Regions from separate parts of the Homo sapiens genome. Here region 1 is linked to region 2. Evidence: chromatin loops called from intact Hi-C (ENCODE). Cell type or tissue: heart left ventricle. All regions are shown on one strand. Each heading gives the region's core, and the rest is flanking DNA. Links, peaks and the distances in the headings are about the cores only. Region 1 holds the start of LOC105370559 (a long non-coding RNA gene). Region 2 has its middle 180 kb from the start of SIPA1L1.

Region 1 (5,378 bases), core at 267-5,266, 1.3 Mb before region 2:
GCTATGTCTGGCACCCATGTTCTCTAAAAAGATTCTTTTCCATCTCATATTCCTCACTATATTCAACACGCTGCTAGGGGATGGCCCTCTTCACAAATCCTTTTCTAAACTACCTCCCACGTGACTCAACTCTCTGACTCACCTGCCGTGTGGCCACCTGTCAGGCCCTTCTACTCTTGATAGTCTTTTTCTTCCTTTGTGGGTTAAAACAATGGAAATTTATTCTCTCCCAGTTCTGAAGGCCAGAAGTTAAAAATCAAAGTGTCGGCAGAGTTGGTTCTTTCTACAGGCTCTGCAAGCGAGTCCGCTCCATGCCCTCTCCTGGCTCTGCTGCTGAGCATCCTCGGTGCTCCTTGACTTGCAGATGGGCCCTGGATCTCCGCCTCCATCCTCACTTGGCCTTCCTCTCCCAGTTCTCTTTCTGGGCTTAATAAGCGAGTCCACTTGTGTTTGACCTCCTCTGCCCTCAGAATGGCAAATTCCCCCACATCTGTCACCACTGTGCTTGGCCCTTTGATGCTCCTCATAATGACACCCACTCTCATGGGGACACATACAAGCTGTGGGCACCCACTCCCCAATCTTGGACAAGGACGAGGGGTGAGGCTGCTCTCCTGAGTACATAGGGCTCTCCCAGTCTCTTGGGCTGGCCTGCTGAACTGGACCTGAGCTTTCCTGGAAAACAAAAAAAGCGAGACTTCTTTCTCTCGCCCACTTGACTCTGCAGCTCCAGTTTGGACTTATTTCTCTAGATTTGTTTTCCCCAAGATTGCAGATACTAACAAGAAATTACTAAGCTATCTCACTCTGTTATTATAACTTATAATAAATATACTACTTTATATTATTATATATGTTGATTGATATTATAGCATAACTCAGATGTAAAGCTCATATTGCCGTTCTAAGTATATAAGAATTTTATTTTTACATCCCATTTGTATTAGTCCATTTTCATGCTGCTGATAAAGACATACCTAAGACTGGGCAATTTACAAAAGAAAGAGGTTTAATGGACTTACAGTTCCACGTGGCTGGGGAGGCCTCACAATCATGGCAGAAGGCAAGGAGGTGCAAGTCATGTCTTACATAGATGGCAGCAGGCAAAGGGAGAGCTTGTGCAGGGGAACCTCCCCCCATTATGATACCATCATATCTCATGAGGTTTGTTCTGTATCACAAGAACAGCATGGGAAAGACCTGCCCGCATGATTCAATTACCACCCACCAGGTCCCTCCCACAACATGTGGATTTGAGTGTGAACACAGACAAGCCATATCGCCATTTAATCTGTGGAATGATTCTGTGAGGTCAGCCGGGAGCATGATTCCTGCCTTTCAGAAGAGGAAACGGGAGCCCAGTCTTTCTTGCAGCCCACAGCAAGTTACATAGCACAGTGGCCTCCAAGGGAGGAGGAATGGGGAGCTGTACACAGGGTGCAGGCGATAAGGGGTGCAACTGCCCAGGAACAATATACATATCATAAAATACCTCAGTGATGAATACTTTCTCCCCTTGGTGCTCCACTGATGCTGGGACTAGAGCCGAGCCGTGGGGTTTCTAAGCCGGTGCTGTCTCCCCTCTACCACGGCCCCTCAAGGTCAAAGCAGAGGTGATTTTAGAAGCTCCTGGAGGGGCACATCCCACATATTCAATTCACAGTCAGGAGAAACTAAATCCTCTTTTCTCAAAGGGGTGTGTTAGGTCAGCCTGGGGTGGGGAGGCAGTCCCCAAAGGCATCACGTTAGAGCTGGGAATTCTGAACTTTGGTGATACCACTTCTCTGTTCTGGGTGTAAGACATTTCAATACAGTCTTTGGCTTAGTTTAAAATGTAAATAATTACATTTCTCATAGTTTTGATGACCAGGAAGATCCTACCCCACCCTCACTCTATAATCCCTGACTCCCAGCCCGTGGCGCCACACCTCATCTCCGTATGGCTCATCACCCCATCCCGCCAGATCACTGCTCTGACTCCAGTCCCATCCCTTCCCCTCACCCCACATTTCTGGTGAAAATTATTCGAACCAATCCATGCTGCTTGCTGTCATTTTCCTGACTTCACAGGGGAAAAGAGATCCTCTCCAAGTTTTAAGACAGATTATCGGTACAAAAAAAAAAAAAATCTAGCTGCGTCCATCTTTTGGCAGAAACAGTCTGTTGGCTGAAAGCAGAAGTGATTTGGGCATGAACCGGTGTCCTTGCTCGAGGCCGGCATTCCTTTCTGCCTTATTTTCAATCACGCCTGGGGTGCAGTTCACATTATCACCACGAAGGGGCGCCGTTGCTCTGGAAAGCCACAAGGCTTCTGCAGGCAACTGCCTTCAGTTAAGAAAAACTGCCAGGTTACAGGAATGTGATATTGATTTTTGATTTCTTTTAAATTAATAATCAATGGCGTTCTGAATACTGCTTAATTTCTTATTTGTAGAGGTACAGAGCTGAAGCCTGTTAGATGTCGTTTACGGCATTTTCCAGAGGCAAATAATGAGGGCTCAGGGATACCTTGGTAGCAGCTAAATTACTAGTGAAGGTTTTTCATGAGTTTAAAAGTGTTCTTGGACCTTCAGGTAATATGAATTAAATATTAATATGTTAATTGCAAAGGTCCAAAAGATAAAAGGGAAAAAAATGAATTCACAGGAAAGAAAAGTTTTACGTTTATTAAAGGATGGGGGTGGGGGCAGGGTTAGCTGAAGGGAACAGGAATCATACTATACCAGACCTCACAAATTATGCAGCAATGATGACTGGTTATTAAAAAGTGTAATTAAGCCAGAAGTTCCAGAATTTAGGAGACTGTGGATTAGAGGCCTAGATTCCTCAAAGTATCTGCAGCAAATCCTGATTCCCAAATCTCTAGCTTCTCCCAATGTAAAGTGGGTGCTTATTCTTGCCTGCAGACAGTTAGCATCTGGCTAATATTAACTTCAAATATGTAATTTTGGAGACCCTCAAATAGAACAGGTTATAAAAACGTAACACCCTCCTGGCATTGTGAGACCCTTGTTAGCCACATGTTTATGCCAGGAGATCAGTGCAAAGAAAATTGGAGGCAAGCCTGGGGTTTGAGACTTACTTCTGCCACGAACTTGGTACACTGAGTGAGTCACATATCCAAATTCTTTCTTCTTTCATCTGTAAATTGAAGCTTTTAGCTCAGCTTCCCTCTGAGTCCATTCTGATTCTGACAAACACCTCCCTCCCCATGTTCGGCCCACATGGCGACAGCCTTCCTGGCCTTCCCATCCACTTCTCTGTCTCACACCCTTAGGGGGGCAGATTGGACCATTTTGCTCTACTTCTCTCCACCTAGAATGTCCTTCTTCCCGTTCCACTGCATTTCTATGTTTTTAAATTCCTACTTCAAGTCTCAGGGCAAACGCCACCCGCTCTGAGAAGCATTCCCTGATACCACAGAGGCAAAGAGTCTCCCCTCCTTTATGATTTTGCTGCTCTTTACCTATACTTCTCTTCAGCACCTGCCCTTTTCTCTTTTGGGTTATGATGATTTCAGGAGCCTTTTTGCAACAGCCAGGTCTCCAGGGGCATGACTGACATTGATTTATCCATCCCACAGGGTCCAGCTCAGTGGCCAGCACAAAGCAGGAACCAAGGAAATGGCTGATTAACAGTCACATGTGCACAGACACATTGTATTTTGTGCAGAGCATCTGGGCTCGACTTAAACACTGATGTTCAGCCGATAGGATTTGGTTCCTGGTATACCCGCACTGTCTCTCTCCTACAATTCAGGCCGGCAGTCTTGGACTCTGAGTCAGACTGCCTGAGTTCAAAGCCTGGCTCTGCCACTTCCCAGCTATGAGAGCTTGGACAAGTTGCTGAACTTCTCTGTGCCTCCATTGCTCACCTATGCAGTGAAGATAATGACAGTATTCTCTTCATACAGCTGCCGTGCAGATAAAATGAGCGAATACTTGTAAGACACTTGAAAAAGTACCCAGTGTAAAGCAAGCTCTCAAAAAATGCTACTAGCTTTAAATAGTATTTTTACTACTACTAATCAAAAGATAACAACCATGGGACTTCTTGCCAGTTAGCAGTATCCTTCTCTAATGGTAAGAACAAAATATCCCCTTGTGTTTATCCTGGTGCCCATTCATGTCTCTAGTTAGTTTTACTGGCATCCACTGTAGAAGGCTGGGAAACGCATCCAAGGCAGCCCGCTCCCTGGGTGGGCTCCAGCTTTGGGTCTTCACAGCAAATCTTAGTTTGGCAAAAGCCTTTAGTGCATGGAAAACAGATTAACTATCATTTCAGTCTGCCACCAGCCATTTGCTAAATTGCACAATTTGATATGGTGTGTGTCCTCCTGGACCCTCTCAGACCTGCCCAGGCGCCAGCCTTGCCTCTTATCTATATGGTGCTATGGCTGTAATTCATCTGACCACTTGTGACATGCATCCTCTCAGCAGATTTGTCTTTTTATCTGCTGCGATTCAAGGACAGAAGAAAGAAAAAGGAATGAAGAGAGGTGAGAATAAACAACAGGAGAATAAATACATTTCCAGGCACCTTCCATGCAAGGAGTTTTGAGACATTCTCTCTCTAGGTTAGAGCTCAGCAGTGGATGTGCCTCTCTATCCATCATTGGGCCTGCTCAGCCTGTATCTGGCTGTCCTATTGTTTCAGAGAAAACTCCTTTTTCTATCTTTCTGATCCTACTCTAATTTCCTTCTACCTCCTCTTAATCCTATTTCCTGGTAAAGAAGTTTATTTTGAAGCGGGCCGGGCGCGGTGGCTCATGCCTGTAATCCTAGCACTTTGGGAGGCCAAGGTAAGTGGATTGCTTGAGGTCAGGAGTTTGAGACCAGTCTGGCTAGCATGGTGAAACCCCATCTCTACTAAAAATACAAAAATTAGCCGGCTGTAGTGGCAGGTGCCTGTTATCCCAGCTACTTGGGAAGCTGAGGCAGGAGAATTGCTTGAACCCGGGAGGTGGAGGTTGCAGTGAGTTGAGATCATGCCATTGTACTCCAACCTGGGCAACAGAGTGAGATTCAGGCTCAAAAAAAAAAAAAGTTTATTTTGAAGAGAGACACTGGCAGTACAGATGATGTGTCCGCTTCATGGTCTTTTCCCATACTACCTAGATCTAGTAAAATGGGCCGTGGCTTTTGGCATGTATGTCCAGGTGGGGACAGGCAGATGGAGGAAAGGTGGGAGAATGATGGAAACAGGGAAAGCCTAACTTGTTTTTCTGCCCCCAAGTGTTCAGATCGCCCCCAAGCTATGCTATAAATCACTGTCACATTAAGCTTAAAGTACAGCCTGAGCTCTCTTGATCAAAAACTTGGGTATAAAAGGATGTGAAATTATGTGGTCCAGTTGCTTCTTGTTACAGATATGGAACC
Region 2 (5,378 bases), core at 101-5,100:
TCTCTGACTCAGCTCCCAGCAGAGCAGTAATAGGTCCCTGCTTATCAGATGGCATCGGAAGGGGGTGGGTGCCTGGGTGGGTGCCTGGCTGTGTGCAGTGAGGAGGTCTCAGCAGCAGCCTCTGAAGCCAACTGCTTGGCTGGAATCTAGGTGCGCTACTCACTAGCTGGGGAACTTACAGCAAGTTACTTCACCTCTTACGCCTCAGTTTTCTCATCTGCCAAAAGGGAGTACTAATAGCAGCATCATTGACAAAAGCTGAAAGGTGGAAGCAAGCCAAGTGTTCATCCACTGAGAAATGCATAAATAAAATGTGGCCTAGACATACATGGAATACTATTCAACCTCAAAGGAAGAGAATCTGGACGTGTACTGCAACATGGATGAACTCTGAAGACATCATGCTGAGTCCAAGGACAAACACTGTATGATTCCACTTAGATGAGGTACTTAGAGCTGTCAAATTTGTAGAGATAGAAAGTAGAATGGTGCAGGTCAGGCGTTCAACACCAGCCTGGCCAACATGGAAAAACCCTGTCTCTATTAAAAAATACAAAAATTAGCCAGGCGTGGTGGTGTGCACCTGTAATCCCAGCTACTCGGGAGGCTGAGGCATAAGAATCACTTGAACCCAGGAGGTGGAGGTTGCAGTGAGCCAAGATCGCACCATTGCACTCCAGCCTAGGCAAAAAGAGCAAGACTCCGTCTCAAAAAAAAAAAAAAAAAAAAGGAAAGTAGGACGGTGGCTGCCAGGGGCTGGAGGAAGAGGGGAATGGGAAGTTCTTGCTTAATGAGCATAGTTTCAGTTTCGCAAGATGAAGAGTTCCAGAGATGGATGGGAAGATGGATGCACAACAGTATGAATGTACTTAATGCCACTGAACTACACACTTAAAAATGGTTACGATGGTAAATGTTGTGTATGTATATTTTACCACAATTTTTAAAAATAAATAAGGAGAAATATTACCCACCTCAGGGTTGTTCTAGGATTAAATGAGTTAATTCACTGGTTCTCTACCAGGGAGCTTTTGTCCCCTCCACTCTGCCCCCCAGGGGACATTTTGTTCCCGGACCAAACTGAGGGTCAGGCTGCTATTTCTCGCCACCTAATAATGAGATGCAGATGAACTGGGGAGGAAGAGAGGTTTTATTTTCTGCAATCGGTTACAGGGAGAAGGCCTGGAAATTATCACCAGACCAATTCAAAATTACAAAGTTTTCCAGAGCTTGTATACCTTCTAAGCTGTATGTCTACATGTAAGTGTGCATTCATTTAAAGACATAAGTGATTAACTTCTTTTAATCTATAACTAAGGTCTCAGTACTGAAGACCTTCCTCTGGGGCCTCAGTAAATTTGCTTAATCTAAATGGGTCCAAGTGGTGAGGTGATTATCCTTGTCTCCTGTTAAATCACGGAGGTTTGGGGAGTTCCTTTAGACCCCCAATAAACTTATTTGTGGAGGCCTGGGGAGTTTCTTCAGACCCCCAGTAAAACTCATCTAATCCTAAAAGGGTCCTGTTAAGAATTCTTTCATTATTTGGTCATGCTTTAAGGCCCAGGAAAGGCCTAGGCAAGATGCTTGGTGGGCTTCTGCTATATTCCAGCCTTTGTATAAGGGCACTAGCTTTTTTTTAGCTTTTAATGTTTAACTTAACCACTTAGTCAGTACTGAAACAGTTGTTATGGAGGCCTGTGTTAGTGAGACCTGGCCTGCCACAATTTGACAAAAGTTGGTTACCACAACTTGTAGAAGGCTGGTTGGTGCTACTGGCATCTGGAGGGTAGAGGCCAGGGATATGATGTATTGTATCCACATCAACACACCAAAGACCTGTCCCACCCAGGATGCCGAAGTTGAGAAGTTCCAGTGTAAAGTACCTGGTGCAGAGGCCAGAGGCAGTGGCTCACGGCTGCAATCCCAGCACTTTGGGAGGCCAAGGCGGGCGGATCATCTGAGGTCAGGAGTTCAAGACCAGCCTGGCCAACATGGCAGAACCCCCTCTACTAAAAAATACAAAAATTAGCCCGGCATGGTGGTGCAGGCCTGTAGTCCCAGCTACTCCGAAGGCTGAGGCAGGAGAATCGCTTGAACCCGGGAGGCAGAGGCTGCAGTGAGCTGAGACTGCATTACTACACACCGGCCTGGGCGACAGTGAGGCTCTGTCTCCAAAAAAAGAAAAAAAAAACTCCCTCGTAATTTCTATCCGTTGTCCTCACTAAGATTGGGTGTGTGCACACATCCCTCACCTGAGCGTGTGTCGGCAGCAGCACTGAGGCCCCTGCACCGAGAGGCTGGCTGCCCGCGATGTCCTCGTAACCCAGGACGCAAACGATCGTTGTGGCATATTAGAACGCCAGACGCTAGGCGTCCTTCGCTGCAGCGCAGTCACCTTGTCGCCATCAGCGGTCCCCTCTGTGCGGATGGAAGCAGGGCAGTTTGCCCTTTGTTCTCTAGAGGCTGCCCTCACCTCGCTGTCCCCTGAGAGGAAAAGGCTGGTGGCCAAAGGCACATCCAGAGCCACCCTTACAGCCCCGCGTGCAGCCTCTTGTGAGAGTCAGTGCACTTGGCACACAGATTCTGCAACACTCCCGATATTTCCACCGGCGATTGTGATGGTAAGGTTTAGGGTGGCAGGGGTCATATTTAACCAGGAGAAAGAACTTACATGTGGCAAATGCGCAGAAGTATAGTCATGCATAGATGTGTGCACGAGAAACGGCCAGTTGCCAGTAGTGTGCAAACTCGTGGCTTAAACAGGTCCCAAGAGCCTTTCATCCATTGATTTGTCCTTCCGTACCTCTCTTTTGGGATGCGTGCATGTCTAGGGGGTCACTTTTCCATTCCCCTGACCCCAGCACCCCACCCTCAGTCTCTCTCCAGCGTCGGCTGAGCTCCTACTGCCATCTTGTGGCCGTTCACGTAAGGTGCACCAGAGAGGCGGAGCCCCTGCTGTCCTTGTCCTAGGACTTGATTTGCAGAGATTTGGGAGGCTTCCTGACTCTGGGGTGCTCATTTCCTTCACAAACAGAAAAAGAAAAGTCACTCCTGGGCACATTGCTGTCATGTGTGAGGCTGGAAGCACTCCCTACGATGGGATTCTCTCAACTGTCCCTATTTGCATCTCTAGTCCTCACGTAGTGCAATTCACTGTGTGAGTGTGTGTGTGTGAGAGAGTGGGTGTGAGTTTGCGTGAGTGTGAGAGTGTGCGTGTGTGTGTGAGAGTATGTGTGTGTGTGAGAGTGAGTGTGCGTGCGTGTGTGTGTGTGTGTGTGTGTCTGTGATTATTGGTAAGGGGAAGGTACAAGAAGCAGGGTAGGCACTGATGCTAGTACTATACTTCAAAGTCCTCAAGGAAGAAGTCTCGTTTTGAGCCAAGGATTTGGGTGTTTCTAGAGAGAGGGAAAACGTGAGCTCCAGAGCTCATGAAAAGCTCCATCACAACAAAGGATTGTCTTGTCTTTTTAGCCACATCCTCCCATTCACATTGCAGCATATTGAGATCTTGGCACTGTCTCCACTCTTTCTTTGGCATATGGCTTTCAATTTGAGCTCCCTGAGGTGAAGAACCATTCAAGTCCACAACCTGCATCTCACACAGGGCTGAGCCTAGGGAAGGTATTAAATGTTTCTTGAATGAGAGAACCTTATCTTCATTCAGATGCTCTGTGGTCAGCATATCCTGTCGATTCTTCTTCCAGAAATCATTTTCCTATCCCTAGCCCCCTCTCTTTATTCCCAGTGTCAATGGAATGCATGCCATGTGCCATTCGGCCACTCAAATTTTCCTTTATGATGAGATGCTCATTCCCCTTGACTGCACAAAGTTAAGTCCCTCCCCAGGGATTTCCCTCCATCCAAAGGAAACTGATTCACCCAAGGTTAAAGCTCCTCCTGGGGGTAGCCCACATCCTATAACTAATCAATGTTGGCGGGGTGGCCCCAGCCCCTGTACCTCAAATCCAGACAACTCTGAAGGACCATCAGAGACCCAGAACTTCCTATGGGATTGGCTGAGGCCTCTGTGGTGACTGCATTGCAGTTCAGCTTCTCCCTCTGGCCAAAGTGCTTCCTTCACTCCTCACAGGTTGAGGGCTATGGTTGCACTGGAGAAAGACAGCAAAAGGCCAAGGGCAGTTACTCTTTGCGAGGACAAAGTGTTGAAGTCCAACAGGCCTCCTTGGTAGCATATAAAGAGATCCTGATCTTCTTCAACCAGAGGGCAGAAGCAGCTGAGGCTCAGAAGTGAATGGAGCTCCAGAGAAGACTGGACTCTCCATTTAGATGAGTCCACTATGCCAAGGCCCCAGCTGGGAGGGAGACTTGAGATGGGAATCATGGCAGCTCTAGAGCTATCTGTGAGATTGGCTGAAGCCTCTGTCATAACTGCATCACAGTTCAACTTGAGGTTCTTGAAACCCCAGGTCCTCCAAACACTGGCCTGCAGATGTGACCCATACCCCTCTGCTTGAAGACAACTCAAAGACTCCTCATGCCTTTCATAACTTATCCCCACCTCCCTGCGTGGCTAAAAGCTACAGTCAAGCCACAACACAACCAGGCCAGGAATGTACTGGGTCCCTTGAGGGAGAAGGAGACTATACATCAAAGACGCTATAGGGCCTAGCCAGCATGTACTGGCAGAAGCAGAGAGGATATTTATGGGGTGGGATCTGGAGGGCACTGAATCTAGAGAAATAGAATATAAAGTTGGATAATAGAGAGTTTATTAATATGAGGACATTCTTCTATGATACAAGATGAATATCCTGCTGATATGGACAGGAGACAGGGAAATACTGGGTAGAAGAGGGCAGTTCCCTGGCAAAGGTCCCACCTTCAAGCCTGGATACCCATGGCCCTAAATGGGAACAGGCATTCCTGTTTTCATGTTCAAAAGTTGCCTTTTAGCCTGCCACACCCGTTTATCCTGTACCCATATAAACCCCAAACCCCCAGCTCCAGGAGTAGATGAGCAGATGAACAGAAGAGCAGCAGAGAAGGAGAGAAGAGAAGGAACATTGGGAGGAGTTCAGCTGGGGACCGCTGGAGAGGAAATCAGCCTCAGGACAGCCAAACTCCAGGAGAAGATCACCTTCCTACTTCATCCCCTTTCCAGCTCCCCATCCATCCCACTGACAGCCACCTCCACCACCCAATAAAACCCCCACATTCACCATCCTCCAAGTCTGTGTGTCACCTGATTCAGGACACTGGACAAGAGCTCAAGATACAGAAAGCTGTCACACTGGCCCTCTGCCCTTGTGAAAAGGCAGAGAGTCTACTAAGCTGTTTAACACTTAAGCCATTGGTGGATGGCAAAGCTAAAAGAGCGCACTGTAACACATGCCCACTTGGGCTTCAGGGGTCACAGG

The links. Hi-C counts contacts between places; a loop is a spot of excess contacts. Peaks named below come from ENCODE experiments on the same cell type or tissue, not always from the same donor. Only the 100,000 strongest peaks of a DNase experiment are listed, where the experiment ranks them.
Region 1: a loop joins it to region 2, with 3 times the contacts of the local background. A loop is called at or near these places in 4 of 110 quality-filtered maps.

Annotation. Positions count from the first base shown.
Region 1 is chr14:72,417,839-72,423,216 of GRCh38, reverse strand. The region is part of intron 3 of RGS6 (regulator of G protein signaling 6); the gene reads right to left. It overlaps LOC105370559 (a long non-coding RNA gene), which reads left to right and starts at 4,006. Exons shown (of 4, transcript XR_944018.3): 1 at 4,006-4,082; 2 at 5,369-5,378. In heart left ventricle, for the core only: a CTCF peak has its summit at 2,269; a DNase peak (open chromatin) is centred at 2,276.
Region 2 is chr14:71,136,719-71,142,096 of GRCh38, reverse strand. No RefSeq gene overlaps it. Among named protein-coding and RNA genes, the nearest start is that of SIPA1L1, 180 kb to the left of the region's middle. In heart left ventricle, for the core only: CTCF peaks have their summits at 2,701 and 2,912 (motif pointing left); DNase peaks (open chromatin) are centred at 2,336 and 2,916.